Regions from separate parts of the Homo sapiens genome. Here region 1 is linked to region 2. The links are chromatin contacts, found by Hi-C or POLR2A ChIA-PET in ENCODE. All regions are on one chromosome and are shown on one strand. Each heading gives the region's core, a stretch centred on a gene start or an enhancer-like site at or near the end of the contact. The rest is flanking DNA. Distances are from core to core; before and after follow the strand shown. Region 1 overlaps DUSP16 (dual specificity phosphatase 16). Region 2 holds the start of CREBL2 (cAMP responsive element binding protein like 2).

The links. A loop is a pair of places that touch in the nucleus more often than their neighbours do. ChIA-PET counts read pairs that join two places held with the same protein, here RNA polymerase II (POLR2A). Pooled maps may share reads with other maps.
Region 1: a loop to region 2 is called in a pooled map, with 2.3 times the contacts of the local background. The contact joins the enhancer-like site here to the promoter of CREBL2 in region 2. A Hi-C loop is called at or near these places in 1 of 168 maps with a recorded cell type or tissue (astrocyte of the cerebellum) and 1 of 50 pooled maps. POLR2A ChIA-PET finds 5 or more read pairs at or near these places in 7 of 52 experiments (GM12878, PC-9, T-cell and 4 more).

The regions. Positions count from the first base shown.
Region 1 is chr12:12,531,432-12,537,063 of GRCh38, forward strand. The region is part of intron 1 of DUSP16 (dual specificity phosphatase 16); the gene reads right to left. Among named protein-coding and RNA genes, the nearest start is that of DUSP16, 29 kb to the right of the region's middle. RefSeq lists enhancers at 2,619-3,584, 3,766-4,267. Within about 2 kb of position 3,745, at least 9 of the 41 ENCODE cell types and tissues checked have a DNase peak (open chromatin) inside an H3K27ac peak, as active enhancers do.
Region 2 is chr12:12,608,627-12,614,593 of GRCh38, forward strand. CREBL2 (cAMP responsive element binding protein like 2) reads left to right here and starts at 3,250. Exons shown (of 4, transcript NM_001310.4): 1 at 3,250-3,561. The coding sequence starts at 3,547. RefSeq lists enhancers at 2,619-3,370, 2,964-3,043, 3,094-3,143 and a silencer at 3,304-3,603.

The sequences.
Region 1 (5,632 bases), core at 2,495-4,994, 77 kb before region 2:
GTGACTCATGCCTGTAATCCCAGCACTTTTTCCCAGAATTTTTCCAATGCCAAAAGTGTGTTGTATCTACTAAGAGAATCTTAGTTTTACAATATGGAACGTAGTAAAATATCAAATACATGTTAAGCAAGACATATGCATGAAAAAAGTCTACACAACAAGGAGGTAGTTTCAAGAATCTCCTTTAAACTACTTTTGGGAGGCCGAGGTGGGTGGATCACTTGAGGTCAGGAGTTCAAGACCAGTCTGGCCAACAGGGCGAAACCCCGTCTCTACTAAAAATACAAAAATTCACCAGATGTGGTGGCATGGGCCTGTAATCCCGGCTACTCGGGAGGCTGAGGCAGGAGAATCGCTTGAACTTGGGAGGTGGACACTGCAGTGAGCCGAGATCACACCACTGCACTCCAACCTGGATGACAGCGTGAGACTCATCTTAAAACAAGGCCGGGCGCGGTGGCTCACGCCTGTAATCCCAGCACTTTGGGAGGCCGAGGCGGGTGGATCATGAGGTCAGGAGATCGAGACCATCCTGGCTAACAAGGTGAAACCCCGTCTCTACTAAAAATACAGAAAATTAGCCGGGCGCGGTGGCGGGCGCCTGTGGTCCCAGCTACTCGGGAGGCTGAGGCAGGAGAATGGCGTGAACCCGGGAAGCGGAGCTTGCAGTGAGCCGAGATTGCGCCACTGCAGTCCGCAGTCCGGCCTGGGCGACAGAGCGAGACTCCGTCTCAAAAAAAAAACAAAACAAAGTGACTTACAAGAAAGTGCTTTATCTTTCAGTTAAAATACACATGAAAAAATACTGGAAAAGGCCTACATGTATAAGAAAGGGACAGACTGGCTTAAGTAACTTATAAATTATGATAAATCCTGCAACATGGTATGCAACATTTAAAAACGATGGTGTAAAAATATACTTATTGACAGCCAAGGATGGTCATGATATATTGAGAATAAAGTCAAGTCTCAGAACAGCTAGGTAAAATAGAACCTCAAACACCCACAGGCATACAAACACATACGATGGATATGTATAAAACATAGTAATAGTTTTACTTAGGTAATTAAACGTAATTGTCATACTCTTTTCCATAACCTTGGAAATTATGAAAAATATTAATATAAGGTCATGACATACATTCAGACCCAGGAACTATTACCAGGTCCTACTGTACTCCTTCTTCTCAGGACCATTATAAAAGTTTGGGTGGGCAAAGGTTAAGAAGATGAGAACTGGGCACAGTGGCTCATGCCTGTTATCCTAGCACTTTGGGAGGCCAAGGCGGGCAGATCACCTGAGGTCAAGAATTCGAGAACTACTTGGCCAACATGGTGAAACCCCATCTCTACTAAAAATACAAAACTTAGCTGGGCGTGGTGGTGCATGCCTGTAATCCCAGCTATTCGGGAGGCTGAGGCAGCAGAATCGCTTGAACCTGGGAGGCGGAGGTTGCAGTGAGCCGGGATCGCTCCATTGCACTCCAGCCTGGGGGACGAGAGCGAAACTCTGTCTCAAAAAAAAAAAAAAACAAAGAAGATGAACAAATGTAATGTATGGAAATTAATGTTTACCCTCAAGGTAAAAGCTGAAATGGATTTATAAAGAATTATTTTAAACAGCAATAATGTTTGAGGGGTGGGGGAAGTGAGAAAAATGAAATTTTAAATCACATGTTTATGACTATGAAGCTAGACTTTAAAAATAGGTCAGTTAGGGTATGACTCTTATAATACAAAAGTTTATTTGGTATACAAAGGATTTATAGCTAATGTATTTTTTAATTATATTCACTAATACTTGTAAAAGATCATTCAATTTATAAAGTTTCCAAAATAAACCTGTTTAAAGTGTCACAAATGCAACGCAAGATGACTTTCATTGCTCTCACTTGGAAAAGTGCAAATTCCTCTAACAAAGTATATGCAATGGCTTCGTCACTATTCTCAGCTCCTAAGCAGACATGCACAACAAGGTTTGAACACATTCCAGGCGTGGCCTTCAAGCCCGGACCACACCTGCTTCCAAGGCCCTGCGGCTAAAAATAACTCTGGGGCCTCAAAAATGGGACACCAGCCAGGCCCAGGGGTAGCTGCAGGCCCCTTGCTCAGCTTCAACAGCAAAAGCAGGAGCTACAAAAACTCTAAAATCACAGAACACTCCACCACAGGCTTCCTTCTCTCAGTCTCTTTGTGCCAGTCACCTACAACCTAGGCCTGCTCAGTTTCTTTGCTCCATGAGGGCAAAACTAACCCTAGGAATTTAGAGACAAGTGAGGTTATTGTTTTTAAAAGATACTGTGGACTAGGACTCAGGAGACCTTGTTCCTAATTTCAACTCATCTACTAAAATGCTAAAATGGCGTATACAGTGTCACTTGACATTCCCCAAGCCTGTGTTTTTCCTACTTGTATAATGAGGAATTCAGTGATCACTAATATCTAAAGATTATTTCACTTAGAACAAAAAGATATTGCTGTAAGTGTGCCTCAGTTCTCAGCAAAGTCTCCTAACAGGGACAGGGCTGACTTATCATTAAGCAGTCATATTATGGTGTGAGAGTTTATACCCTACAACACACAAACTAAAACGGGTAACTCTGGGGTAACTGTTCCAGGTAATTCCTTTGTGACAGGGGATTTTCAAGGCTTGCTCTGAGCAACTATTTCCACTTCTCTTCCAATCCCACAGTATGCAGGAGACCCCTTTGGGGATTTTGTTACTCTACCAGGTAAGGAAAAAAGAAAGGGCGGCCAGGTAGCAGAGAAAGATGCAGCAACAGCATCGCTGTTCATTCACTGCAGGATCCTAGTCTGTGCTAATTTAAGTCATTGCATCTGTCCGCACACTTCCCCCTGCTGGGGCCCTGGAAGTTAATGATATCAGGAAGCTGTATCAGGAGCAAAGTACCACAAAGTGACAGGCCAAGACCTAGGCTGAAGAATCACAGCACCACAGGAAAGCAAGGACACTAAAGGCTAGCGGAGTAGCCCCAGACGGGAGTCGGAACATTCTCTGTCCTCATCCCTTGGTTATTTTTTCCACTTTGTCCTTTCCACTGTCTTTTTCTATAATTCGGCTCCATCACATCATCTAACTGTAGTTTCTGGACCCTTCTTTTGTCCTTAGAGGCTTTGCTGTTTCTTCATCCTCATATTCATCTTAATTTCTCTCTTCATGAGTATAACCAAGCCTCTTCCTGTCTGATGTTAAGCTCTTATCATACATTCATTTTCTATTTTTTGAGGAGGAACTGCCAAGTCCCTTGATGTACTGCTATTATAACAAGTAATATTTTCCAGACTGGTTTGAGACAGTCACCCGTGAATTCAGGTATTTTATCATCTATCAGCCTTTAAAATCTTTGATTTGTTACTCTAAAAAAAAGTTTTATTTTGGAGGAGAAAGGTAAAATTTTTCCAGTTTGGTGTTTCACACATGGTTGGTTATACTAAGTAAAGATCATCAATTCAATATTTTACATTTATATTAGCCCTTAAATACCTCATGTTCCAGATACTAAGTCAGACTTCCACCTAAGCCTCACAGGAAGACACAAATTCTCAGGATTTTCACACTAGATTATTTAGAAAACAAACAAGATCTGAATTATTTTATAATCTAGTGCTCAGATTCTAAAAGCAGAAATAACCTCTGCACATGCAGAAAAAGCTGGCTTCATCAAGAGTCTGCCTGGCACATTAGGACGGACACCTGTGCCAGTGCTCAGCCGCTCAGCCCTGCCCATCCTCCTCCACCAGCCTCGGTGAGCTGTTAGTTCTCCTTACCTCAGCTCCCAGTAACGCTGTTGTCTGATTCTTTAGAAGGGTTTCCCAAACAATCTTAATAGCAAAACAAATAGTAATGGGCTATATCCCATAGAAGAAGATAAATATCAATGAGTCTAAGGGGAAAAAAATTTTTTTTTACAAAACATCTGCTTCTACAAATCAAAGTTTGAGAGAATGGTGTTTCTATTTGCTATTCTTTTTTATTTTTTCTTTTTTAAGAGGTTATTCTGTCATTTTTACACAGTACTATACTTGGCCCTCTATAATTCTGGGTGTAATGTCAGTTGGGTTCAGGCACATTACCTGCAGCAGCAACAAACACCTTCCTATCAAAGTCTCAATTTCCCACTCTAAAATACCAATATGTCAGTGTTGAAGTTAAATTAGGTTTCTAACCCAATGCAGGGAAAAAGAGAATTGATGGCAAGTCCTTGATATTAATTAGTTGAGTAAATGTTGAAAATGACATTTTGAACAAATATGAAAAGATAACATGCCGGTCAGATGTCCAGCAAGCCAAAGAGAAAGGCTTCCTGAAAAATGTAAATTTCAAAGAGAGTTTTGAAAGAAAATAGGGACATGAACCAGCAGAGAGAAGAGAGGAAGATGATTCCAGATGCAGAAAACGCATGAGCAAAGACAGAGGGATAACAAACTGTATGCAGGCTTTCCTGGCTACAGATTATGTCAACAAGTAACAAAATAAGTTGGTAGAGTAAAAGGGGCTAGATGGTAAAGAATCCTGAAGTCTAAAGCCATCTAGGCCACTGTACGCTTTATGAAAATAACATAAGAACACTACTAAGAGAATTTCACTCTGGTAACTCTATTCAGAATGGACTGAGGTGAGAATAGATTTAAGGAGACTGACTGACTAGTCTCCTTACAGTACCATACAGTTTTAGTTGCCTATGGATGCGCTCAGTCTAGAATGGTAACTATAAAACCTGAGAGCCAAGAGACTGTTAATAGTCTAAATCCAAGGCAATGTGCCTGGCACAAGATATACCCTTATTATATGTCATGGGCACTGAAAGTACCCATGAAAATGGCTATCTAGACTACATGATTGAATTATTGCACCAGAATAATATCTGAAAATATCTCAATGTCTTATTCTGTCCCAGCTTCACATAAGCTAATGTAAAGCAAAATGAGCACTATGTACAGGCTCAAGTTTTACTAATTAGGTCATTGTTTATAAACCAGAATAATTAGACATAATAAAAGGCTGAAATAGGCCGGGCACAGTGGCTCATGCATGTAATCCCAGCACTTTGGGAGGCCGAGGCTGATGGATCACCTGAAGTTAGGAGTTCAAGACCAGCCTGGCCAACATGGTGAGACCCTGTCTCTACTAAAAATACAAAAATTAGCCGGACATGGTGGCACATGCCTGTAATCTTAGCTACTCAGGAAGCTGAGGCAAGAGAATTACTTAAACCTGGGAGGCAGAGGTCGCAGTGAGCCAAGATCGCTGCCATTGCAATCCAGCCTGGGCAACAAGAACGAAACTCCATCTCAAAAAAAAAACGCCGATGCGGTGGCTCACACCTGTAATCCCAACACTTTGGGAGGCCGAGGTGGGCGGATCGCCTGAGGTCGGGAGTTCGAGACCAGCCTGACAAACATGGAGAAACCCCCATCTCTACTAAAAACACAAAAATTAGCCAGGCATGGTGGCGCATTCCTGTAAGCCCAGCTACTCGGGAGGCTGAGGCAGGAGAATTGCTTGAACCCAGGAAGTGGAGGTTGCGGTGGGCCAAGATCACGCCACTGCACTCTATCTAGCCTGGGCAACAAGAGCAAAACTCCATCTCAAAAAAACAGGCTGAAATAA
Region 2 (5,967 bases), core at 2,000-4,499:
GCATTCTTTCTCTGTGATGTTCCCCAGGGGATATGAGCCCAAGAAGACCCATGTGGCCCAGGGAGTAACATGATCATCTTGGCTCTGTTTAGACACCTGTGCCCAGCGGTAAGGGGACCAGGAGGCAGACAGATAGATGAGGGCATGGAGGCATGCAGACCCATTAGGAGTGGGTGTGCACCATGCTACTTAGAAAGTTACTACAAGAAACTCCATAGCAGTGACAGAGGCTTGATGCAACATAGGCCAACAGTGCCTCTATGTGGGGTGTCTGAGAGTATATGAAATGTGTTTGTGACTGTTGGGGAGGGAGTGAAGAGAGGAGAAATGTATGTGTTTTTTAAAGGAATTGCATGCCTTGGAGGTTCCTTTTGAGAAGATGATATAGGAAAAAAAGATTGAGAACCGTAGATATAGAACACATCCAGGATGCTGAGAGCACATTCTTCCCCTAACCATTTAAAAAACACTTTGCTGTGTTTGCTCTTCTAATCAGTCTGATGCGCAGCTTTCCCTGCCCACCATAAGTTTTACATCCTCTTACCTTCAACTTATCACCACATAGATATTAAACTTGATCTGTATTATTTTTTACCAGATGCTTTGTTTAGTGAATGGTCTAAGTTTTCTGTATGTCACCTCCTGGATTATAAAGTCCTTGAGGATTTACACTGTAATTTTAGAAGTTAATACACCTACTAGGTGCAGTGGCTCATGCCTGTAATTCCAGCACTTTGGGAGGCCGAGGCGGGCGGATCACGAGGTCAGGAGATAGAGACCATCCTAGATAACACGGTGAAACCCAGTCTGTACTAAAAATACAAAAATTAGCTGGGCGTGGTGGTGGGCGCCTGTAGTCCCAGCTACTCGGGAGGCTGAGGCAGGAGAATGGCATGAACCTGGGAGGCAGAGGCTGTAATGAGCCGAGATTGCACCACTGCACTCCAGCCTGGGTGACAGAGCGAAACTCTGTCTCAAAAAAAAAAAAAAAAGTTGCATGGGACACACTTTCCTAAAAGAGTATTTGCGGTTTATCTGAAATTCGAATGTAATTGAGTATTCTGTGTCTATATTGCTAAATCTGAGAACTCTACCTCAGTTGGATTTTGCAAGGGTTGAGAAAGCACTTTGTGAGTCTTTGAAAAGGTGTGAGCCAAAGGGCTCTTCAGGAGCAGCATTGACAAATATGCAATCTTTGTCAAGTTCTCAAAGGCCCGAGGTAGGCCAAAACAAAAACAACAGTAAAAACAAGCTCACTGACTTTATTAAATGAGGACACAGCCAGTTATTTTTAAAATAACTTTATTGAGATATAATCCACTCATTTAAAGTGGTTTAACTACAGTTAAACTACAATTTAGTGGTTTTTAATATATTCACAGGATGTGCAACCATCACCAAAATCAATTTTAGATAATTTTCTTTTCTTCTTTTTTTTTTTTTTTTTTTTTGAGTCGGAGTTTCGCTCTTGTTGCTCAGGCTGGAGTGCAATGGCACGGTCTCAACTCACTGCAACCTCCGCCTCCTGGGTTTAAGCCATTCTCCTGCCTCAGCCTCCCACGTAGCTGGGATTACAGGTATGCTCTCCCAGGCCTGGCCAACTTTGTATTTTTAGTAGAGATGGGTTTCTCCATGTTGGTCAGGCTGGTCTCGAACTCCTGACCTCAGGTGATCAGCCCACCTCGGCCTCCCAAAGTGCTGGGATTACAGGCGTGAGCCACCATGCCCGGCTGAATTTTAGATCATTTTCATCACCTCAAAAAGAAACCCAGTACTCATTAACCGTCACTCTCCTTTCCAGGATCCCTCCATCCCTGCCATTCTTCAACCCTAGCCCTTGGCAACCACTAATGGATTTTTTGGTCTATTTAGATGTGCCTGTTCCAGACACTTCATTATAAATGGAATCATACAATATGTGGCCTATTGTGTCTGGCTTTTTTCACTTCACATAAAGTTTTCAAGGTTCAGACATATTGAAGTGTGTATATCCCTTCATTTTTTTTCATTGCTGAATAATATTTCTTTCCTTTTTTTTTGAGACAGAGTCTTGCTCTGTTGCCCAGGCTGGAGTGCCGTGATCACAGCTCACTTCAGCCTCCAACTCCAGGGCTCAAACGATCCTCCCACCTGGGCCTCCCGAGTGGCTAGGACTACAAGCACCACCACCACACCCAAGTAATTTTTAAATTTTTTGTAACACACCCAACTAATTTTTAATTTTTTTTGTAGAGACTGCATCTTACTATATGGGTCTTCTTCCTTCTTCTTTCTTCTTCCTTCTTCTCCTTCTTCTTCCTTCATCGTTCTTCTTCCTTCTTTCATTCTTCTTCTTCTTTTTTTTTTTTTTAAATACAGTGTCTGGCTCTGTCGCCCAGGCTGGAGTGCAGTGGTACAATCTTGGCTTATTGCAGCCTCTGCCTCCCAGGCCCAAGTGATCCTCTCATGTCAGCCTCCCCAGTAACTGGGATTACAGGCATGTGCCACCACACTCGACTAATTTTTGTATTTTTTTGTAGAGACAGGTTTTGCTATGTTGCCCAGGCTGGTCTCGAACTCTTGGGCTAAAGCAATCCTCCCGCCTCGGCCTCCCAACGTGCTGGGATTACAGGCGTGACCCACCACCCCTGGCCAGTATTTCTTAATTTGTATAGTCCACACTGGTTTATCCATTCATCCAGTAAAGGACATTTGCGTTGTTTCCACTTTTTGACTATTATGAATAATGCTGCTAGGAAAGAACATTTATATACAAGTTTTTGTGTAGTCACTCGTTTTAATTTCTCTTGGGTATGGGAGTGGCCAATATTCTGAAGAACTGCCAAATTTCTTCCCAAAGTAGCTGCACTATTTTACATACTTAGTTTTTGTTTTTCGTTTTTTTTTAAATAAAGAACCTTTAGGGTTTCCTCAGCGTCCCAGAGGAGGGCCTGCTTCCGGCACCCCGCCTTCAGGGCTGCCTCCGCAGAGCACCAAACTCCCGTCCCCGCCATTCCAGGCCCTGGCACTTAGGAGCCAAAACCTCAGGTCAGGCGCACTTTGGGCCTCCAGCCCAGCCCCGCCTCCTCAGCGCTAGCTAGTAGGCAAAAGGAAAACAGCTGCCCCTTAATGAGGCTATGTGGACATCGTAGTTTTTTTTCCAGTCAGTAGCGCAGAGACTGTGATAAGAAAAATCACAATTCCCAGAATGCCGCGGTGCTACGGCAGCCGAAGGGGCCATTCCGTGTGCAGCGCTCCCGCCCACCCTCCGGTCTCGGCGGCTCTCCAGAGCGTCTGTAAACACCCAGAGACTGTCATGGAGGGGGAGGAGGAGGCGGCGGCGGCGAAGGGAGGCGTTTGGGGCCGCCTCCAGGGTCCGCTCTGCCATTCCTGAACTGGTCCCTCGTCCCCGTGACTCTGGCATCAGGGAAGCGAACTGTTAGGCGAGAGGAGGAGGCAGCCAGAACCATATCCCCTTCTTCCTCGGGGCGGGGGCCGGGCCAGGCCGGCTGAGCCGGGGGAGGGCTCCGGGAGGGAGTGCCTGGCCAGGCCGGCCTGTCTGCCGCGATGGATGACAGTAAGGTAAGTCTTGTGGTTTGCACGCGCCGCCGCCTTCTTGTCGCTCAATGCTAGTCCCGCGGCTGAACCTCCGCTATGTAGTCCACGCCAACACCCAAGAGACACCTGCCTAAAACATCCCTGCGCCTCTCCAGTCCACTGCCCGATGGTACCCAGCCAGGAAATCAGGGAACACCGGGGCTGCGTTTTTCCAGGAAGGGCCCTCTCTGGAAATTTTTCACTCCCAGGGCGTTTGCTAGCTTTCCAGGTAGTGCAACCCCTAGTCCTTAACTTGCCTGTCGAGATAAGAAACTACTGTACTTTTTCTTCTTGCACTTTTTTGCTGCCTCCTCTCTCCAGTTTGGAGACTTTAGTGCACGCTGAACCAGCCTTATTCCCCTTGACGATTCCCCTTCTCTCAGGCTCCCTTACTCAATGCCCCATTCATATAATCAGTTCACTCCCCCTCTGAGCTATTTCCTGTGGTTGGTTGGAACACCGCTAAGCTCCTGTTGCTATTTGGCCAGTGTGGAGTTTAACCTCCACTAGAAAGCCTTCTCTAAAAAAATACTGATTTTCCTCTTGTTAACTTTAATAGCCCATCACCATCCAATTTCCCTGTCCAAATCACTTACTTTATGATTATAAAATAATAGATAATGTTCATTATTGGTTAATCCAAATAGTTTATCTATGTATAGCCTTTTTGTCTTTATTTATTAATTGAGACGGAGTTTCGCTCTTGTCGCCCAGGCTGGAGTGCAATGGCGCGATCTCGGCTCACCACAACCTCCGCCTCCCGGGTTCAAGCGATTCTCCTGCCTCAGCCTCCCGAGCAGCTGGGATTACAGGCATGCACCACCATGCCCGGCTAATTTTGTATTTTTGGTAGAGATGGGGTTTCTCCATGTTGGTCAGGCTGGTCTCGAACTCCCAATCTTAGGTGTCCGCTCGCCTCGGCCTCCCAAAGTGCTGGGATTACAGGCGTGAGCCACCGCGCCTGGCCGCCTTTCTCTCTTTACATCTACCCACATTAGTGTTGTTTAGTTTTATTTCCTGAAGATAGGGATGGTCAAAGATTTGTTTATTGATGTTTCAGGTTGTTTTGGATTTGGACTTTTTTATTTTAAGGAATCAGACTTCTAAAATTTGCCAGTTTTTAAAGTAAAAACCGTCCTTCTTTGTGCTTCTCAGCGTCTTCTGTTTCACAGTCTTTGGCATACTCTTTACGATAGCTTTGTCCTTTGTTTGGGTGTCTTTTTTTGCTGCTGCTGCAGTTTTTGTTTCACATATCCTCAGAGAGATTCAAAAAATTTCCAACTTCTCTGTGTTCCTTGTTTTATTCTTTCCTTCTTGTTTTCTCTTCCTCTTCATGTAGAAGGCTGTGAGGAAGTGACAGATGGAAGGGAAAGCCCAGTGCAGTACTCTGGAATTGTTACTCACCTAGAGGAACGGATTGCTTGTGAAGTAGTAAACCCCTCTTAATAGGAAGTGGTATTTCCAAGACAGAAGGGGGGCGAGTTTCAGGAAGCTATCAGCTCATAAGAGTGCTTAATATGCTCAGTACACACATTAATTCCCTTGACAAGAATCTTGCCCTTGTTTGTTTACAACAATGCAACAGAATGCGGGATAACATTGTAGACTCTTCAGTTTTACTATAGTAACATTCGTGGGGTATGATATTGGGGAAGTGGTATTTCCAAGACAGAAGGGTAGCGTTCTAAAAGTTTTCCAGAAAAATCAGCAAGTAATTTTTTTTTTTTTTTGCTTTGAATATTTCTTTGGGGAGGGGACATCACACTTCTTTCTTTTTTCTTTTTTTTCTTTTTTTTTTTTTTTTTTTTGAGACGGAGTCTCCGCTGTATCGCCCAGGCTGGAGTACAGTGGCACGATCTCGGCTCACTGCCGAGAATTGCTCTTGGGTTCAAGCAATTCTCCTGCCTCAGCCTCCTGAGTAGCTGGGACTACAGGCGTGTGCCACCACATCCAGCTAAATTTTTATTTTTCGTAGAGACAGGGTTTCACCATGTTGATCAGGCTGGTCTCAAACTCGAGTGACCTCAGGTGATCCGCCCACCTCAGCCTCCCAAAGTGCTAGGAATACAGGTGTGAGCCACTGCGCCCGGCCAGGACATCACACTTCTACTCAATGAAGATAAACGTTTTTACACCTTTTGTCTTTTTTACCCCTATTATGCCACGAATTCATAGGGAATAAGTTCTAGTAGCTCAGGCTGTTTTCCACTGGTGGAGTAGGCTGGTGCTTCAATTGAACCCAGGTACCTTTCTTATTTAGTTTCCTTTTTTTTTTTTTTTTTTGAAATAGGGTCTTGCACTGTTGCCCAGGCTGGGGTGCGTTGGTGTGATCACAACTCACTGCAGCCTCGAACTCCTGGGCTCAAAGCAATCCTCCACCTCAGCCTCCCA